Regions from separate parts of the Homo sapiens genome. Here region 1 is linked to region 2. The links are chromatin contacts, found by Hi-C or POLR2A ChIA-PET in ENCODE. All regions are on one chromosome and are shown on one strand. Each heading gives the region's core, a stretch centred on a gene start or an enhancer-like site at or near the end of the contact. The rest is flanking DNA. Distances are from core to core; before and after follow the strand shown. Region 1 has its middle 130 kb from the start of THBS1. Region 2 overlaps LOC105370777 (a long non-coding RNA gene).

Region 1 (2,755 bases), core at 135-2,634, 330 kb before region 2:
CCTGCGTGGACAGCTGGTCACCGCCACTCTCATATCTTCAGAGCTGTGAGGATGGAAGTCCTTGTGGTTTCTGGGAGTCTGTTGATGCAGCCCTTGCCTCTGTAGCTTAAAGTAGAGTCCGAGTGTGAGCCAATCTTCCTGATGGGTTAATACATAGATGCAAATCCTTTTTTCTGAACTTACGGACAAGTATTATCCACCAAGAACTCTGTCTTAGGGCTGCTTTACTAAGAATATATTAAGCCATTAAGGACTACTGATTTCTAATATTCAAAACATGATTAGGTAAGAATTCTTGTTGTCATACATTTGACATATTGCAAAGTTCTCACTGGGCCTGCCAGATCAGAACTATAGTCTCTGCCAGAAAAAAACAAAAAAAAAAACCACTCCCACCATGGCCACCGCCACTGCCAACAACAAAACTCGAAAGTGCATGCTTGCTCTATTGCTGCAGAACAGTGCTTCTTCAAATAAGAAGAAACGCCTTCATATAACTTCACTTTCAAAATCTGGAGATGTAGGTCCGATTGTCTATAGACTGTATTCTTGAGATGAAACATTTGAAACTCTTCACAATACTAGTTGACTTTGCCCAGATTTAAATTCTGCCACTCTCCCATCATGTCACTCTTTGGCTTGCTGACTATATCCGCCTCTCACACTCATCATGCACACACTACCTTCTTCATGCTTTGCTGAAGCCATAATCTCCATGTGGGAGTGTCTACCTGCTCTTACATCTTCATGCATGTGCTTGAATGTGTAGACACACATCCACATGCCTCCTGACTCTGTGGAGCTTGACTGTGTGGTGACAACATGTATAAAGATGTATTGCAGCCTCTTATGGTTCTCTTGTATAGCTTTTACATCTGTGTGAACTTTTGGGTTCAGGAAAGCTGGGTTTTTCTGAGTTCCATTGTGCAATTGGACAAACGCTTACTGCTTTGTTTTCTGTAAAATGACAATAATCCCTTTCATCAGGTGAAGTTTACTAAGTATTTGTAGGGATTTGCAGATAAAAGAATTAATTTAATGAAATGAGTGTTGTGTAACTTGCCCAATGAGCCAAATACTTTCTTGCTTTTGTTTCTGATTTTTGTGTGGTGCATGTGTGTAGTTTGTGAGAGAAAGACATAATGTGGAATGTATATTGTTTCATGCTTTCCCATGAGCTCGGTCAAATGGACTTTGTATGATATTTACATTTCATTCTGTGTAGTATAGAAAACACTGTTTGGTCAGTGACACATTTCCAACAAGTGACAGCTCTGGGAGAAACATGTTTTTAGGAATGTACAAGATTGCACAGGAGAGCTATAAAGTTTGATTAGTCCATACAGTACTGTGTACTTTGCAAACAGAGTGAGACAGACGTTTGGCTCAATTTCATTTAAAAGGTATTTTCCTCAGATCTATACACTGAACCATATGACTATGTTTTTTTCATAACTCTCTTCCCCCATGTGTTATCCATTATGGATTGAGAGGACTGCAAACACCGAAGCCAGCGTGAGTCAGCAAAATTTATATGCAGATCATACGCCCACTCAGTGGGGCTTTCCCCAGTCTGTCCTGACCATCACACCCAAGATGGCCCTCCAGTATTTGGAACTAGATTCTGGTACTCTTGGATGTAAATGCTAGGCCATCAAACTGTGTCTCTTGGCTACTATTCCTTTTGGGCCTTTTACTTACAATGTCATGCTGGGAAGCATCCAATTATTGACTAGAAAAATACACTTTTTAAAAAAGTTTGAGATAAATTATCATTACTCAAGAAATATTTGTGCATCTCATATGGGCTAGGCACTGTGCAGGGTACAAAGGACATAAAGGTGAACAAGAAGAATCTTTGTTCTTCAAGATGTGTGACTAACTGATGGGTGCAGGAAAGGCTCATTGAGAAGGTGACATTTGAGTTGGGTCTTGAAGGGCGAGGAGTGTTTCACTAGTTTCAACCTTACAGGTAGAAGCTAAAGATGATCTTGCTTCATTGCAGATAGAATAAATTGATGTTCCAAAATCTAACTTGTTTGGCAGAGGGTAAAACATAAGATTTATTGGATAGTTCCAAGGCAGTCAGTGATCAAATATAATCTACTCTGTGTTACAGTTATAAGCAAATATTGATAAGACACGATGTTTTCCTATCTAAGAATTTCCCAAAAATAGGGCAATAAAGAAGTCATAAGAGGTCTCAGGGCCCATTAAAAGGCTTCCAGCAGAATATTTCACAATACAGGCAGCTCTCACTTTGCAGAGTTCTGATATGTGTGGATTTCAGTTACCACGGTTTGCTTCAATAACACCAGTCCCTAACAGCATGGTTCAAATTTCAGTTACCCTGGTATATTAACCGTGAGTGATTGCATGAAGCACAGACTATGCTGCTGCCTCTGCAGAAGAAAAATTGCTACATCAGTGACAGATGCCCTTCATAATCTGTCACCAATCTGTGTCTCCTTGTCACTAGTAATAAATTCATGTGACATTTTATAAAAATGAATGTTAGAAAATGGGAATTGACCACTAAAGATAAAAATAAAGCAAAGAACAAAATTTGATAATGATGAATGTAAAATTTGAATCAAATGTCAATGGAATTAGAAGAAATAGCTGACTGTGGAATTGGTGACCTTGCTGCTGACACTCTAGATATGCAGCCAGGGAAACTTAGTAAAGATGGACTTATGCACGTAAAGGAGGAGAGTGGCTGTGACGAAAAAGATGAAAATGTCCCAGAGGAAGT
Region 2 (2,837 bases), core at 212-2,711:
AGTTGAAGGGAAACTATAAAGCTGGAAAATACATTCAGGATGGGAGACACAGTGAAGGTCAGCTTTGCTGATTTCATAGTTCTGTGTGAATCCAGCACTGGTTACCTGTATACATTGACAATAATCATATGCTTACCCTAATATCTAGAATGGAGAAAAGACTATTTAGGGGGCTGGGAAACCCACTGTTTGTCAAACTAAAGAATGTTTGATTATCTTTCATGACTCCTCATACCATCTGGTGAGTAATAATGAGCTCATTCTACTTCATTGATTCCAACATTTGATATTTAAAAGTGGTAATAAAGACCTTCATTACCTCTAGCTAACTTGGATCTGACTATGAACTGTTTACAAAATTCCAGTTTTCAAAGGGAAATTCTTTTAGGAGAATGCTAGGCAAATGGTGGCCCACGTTGAGGGAGTAAATTGACTCTGTAGTCAGCGAAGTGATTATTTTTGTAATGGAGCCCACAGCAAAACCCTTTGCAGCACTCAGAAGTCATCAACAGAGCTTGTTCTTGGCAAACCAGAGCATTCTCTGCTTCAGAGAATTACTTTCTAATTACTAAAAACATGATACGGGAGGAACACATGTTGGCTCCAACCAAGTGTATAAGTGGTGGAAAAGTTCAGTGTAACTGTTCAGCGAAACTGTGAAGAAGTAGAGTCTATGGGACTGTTGCTGGGAACATAGGAGTGGATGGGAGCCAGGTTTTTCTTCTCTTTGTGGGATTTGGGAGTTAGGTTATATGTCCTGTCTTTGGAAATTAAGAACTGTTGATATTCAAGGATAATCAAGGAAAAGCACTTCCAGGAATGGGAAGGTACATAGGCTAATTGTATCAGTACAGCCTGTTGCCCTGTGGACTTTGGCTGCCGCGGCCATATGATCTAACTAAGATGTTAAAATAGCAGATGAACATTTGCTAGATGAAGTAAGTTTGTCCTGATGGCTAGTTCCACTCTTCACTCTCCTGATTGAAAAAAATGTTGGCTTTCCTTCACTGCGGTGTTCACTAGATAGAAACTAAAACCGGCTCTGTGAAGTGAGTGGGAGGGTGAGGAAGGAAAAACAGTCCAACTAAAGCAGCTGAAGTAGGAAAGGGTCATGTGAGGAAGTGGAAGAGGTGAATGCCCTGGAAAAGATGGATGGAGGCATTTTTCTCAGCCATTTCGTGGTTGGATTGGGAGACACTGAATTTGGAAAAGCAGTCAGACAGAAGCGTTCCGGATAGCCAAGCTGTTGGCGTACCACCGAGTGCCAATTCTCAGGGTGTTACCCAGTCATTCTTGGGGTTTGTTTAAACATGGCAAGAGTTCCTGGGAAAAACCTGAGGCCACATTACTTAGCCATTTGAACTGCGAGTCCAAAGTAATTTTTTAGCAATTACAGTAGCATATGTATTTGCAGAGCAAAGACGAGTCACCAAGTCAGAGGATGTCTGTTGTTCACAGTGTCAATATGAAACATCAGCATGCTCCTGTCTTAGTTATGGGAATTGAGCCCTGGTCCATGCTCCAGCTCTGCCATCTCCAAGGTAGTATCACAAAGCTAAATTGTGCCCCTGGACTTCTTCCTGGATGTAATCTAGGACTTGCCCTGGGGATGAAGGCAGAGTTATCCTTATTCCCACTTCTACTTCTGCCATTCCACTTTCTGTGATTACTTCGATGTTTCTCTCCCTACCTCTCCCCAGCTCATTTTATTCAGCTCATTTCCTTTTGACAAGTAACCATTCACTGACTAGCGAGTACCTGATTCAAGGAATACAAGATGACCTATAGTAACTTATACTCTGTTAAATCTAGATGATGTGACTGTAGAATGAAACTAAACATCAGGTACCTCTCAAGCACCATCTTCAGCAAATCTCAAGTTTCTTGACTGCCCACATGGATCTCTTTTTTAGACTTCATTATTTTTGTTCCTGTCTCTGCCACTCAATAGCTGTATGACATTGGTAAAGTTACCTAACTTCCCTTTGCCTCACTTTCTTCATCTTAAGATTATTATGAGGATTTAATGTAGTGTATGTAAGATCCTGTTACACAGTAAGTGTTCAATAAACATTATCTACTATTATGTTATCCTCTTTTTTTCACTGCCCATTAAGAAGACTTTTTTTTTTTTTTTTTTTTTTTTTTTTTGACGGAGTCTCGCACTGTCGCCCAGGCTGGAGTGCACTGGTGTGATCTCGGCTCACTGCAAGCTCCACCTCCCGGGTTCATGCCATTCTCCTACCTCAGCCTCCTGAGTAGCTGGGACTACAGGCACCCGCCACCACGCCCAGCTAATTTTTTTTTTTGTATTTTTAGTAGATACGGGGTTTCACCGTCTTAGCCAGGATAGTCTCGATCTCCTGACCTTGTGATCCACCTGCCTCGGCCTCCCAAAGTGCCGGGATTACAGGCGTGAGCCACCGCGCCCGGCCAAGAAGACACTGTTTTATATTAAATGTCTTTCTTAGTGCCTTTCGTTTTATTTACTACATGCACTTTATTATATATTGCTTTTTTCTTTATTGTTACGGATGTGGTATCTTAAAACAGCAGCCAGATTTCATCAGTTTGGGGGAAAAGGACCACATCTTTTATTCTCTCCATATCCTACACACTACCTAACAGTGCTAGACATACAAAGGGTGCTTCAAAAATACTTGTTAATTGAATAAAGTATGAGTAAAAAGAAAGACTCTCTCTGAGTTATAACTCCATTGAAATTTCCTCAGCAGAATGGCCCCCATACTTCATAGCTGCCTCTATGTCTTTACATAACAATCTCGGTTCTTTCTTTCTTAAATCATTTTCCTCCAACCTCTGAGCTTCTTTGCCCA

Evidence for each region. A loop is a pair of places that touch in the nucleus more often than their neighbours do. ChIA-PET counts read pairs that join two places held with the same protein, here RNA polymerase II (POLR2A).
Region 1: a map of HepG2 shows a loop between it and region 2 (6-fold over the local background). The contact joins two enhancer-like sites. A Hi-C loop is called at or near these places in 1 of 168 maps with a recorded cell type or tissue (HepG2). POLR2A ChIA-PET finds 5 or more read pairs at or near these places in 2 of 52 experiments (AG04450 and BJ).

The regions. Positions count from the first base shown.
Region 1 is chr15:39,454,385-39,457,139 of GRCh38, reverse strand. No RefSeq gene overlaps it. Among named protein-coding and RNA genes, the nearest start is that of THBS1, 130 kb to the left of the region's middle. Within about 2 kb of position 1,384, at least 2 of the 41 ENCODE cell types and tissues checked have a DNase peak (open chromatin) inside an H3K27ac peak, as active enhancers do.
Region 2 is chr15:39,122,853-39,125,689 of GRCh38, reverse strand. All of the region lies in intron 1 of LOC105370777 (a long non-coding RNA gene), which reads left to right. Among named protein-coding and RNA genes, the nearest start is that of LINC02915, 130 kb to the left of the region's middle. Within about 2 kb of position 1,461, at least 5 of the 41 ENCODE cell types and tissues checked have a DNase peak (open chromatin) inside an H3K27ac peak, as active enhancers do.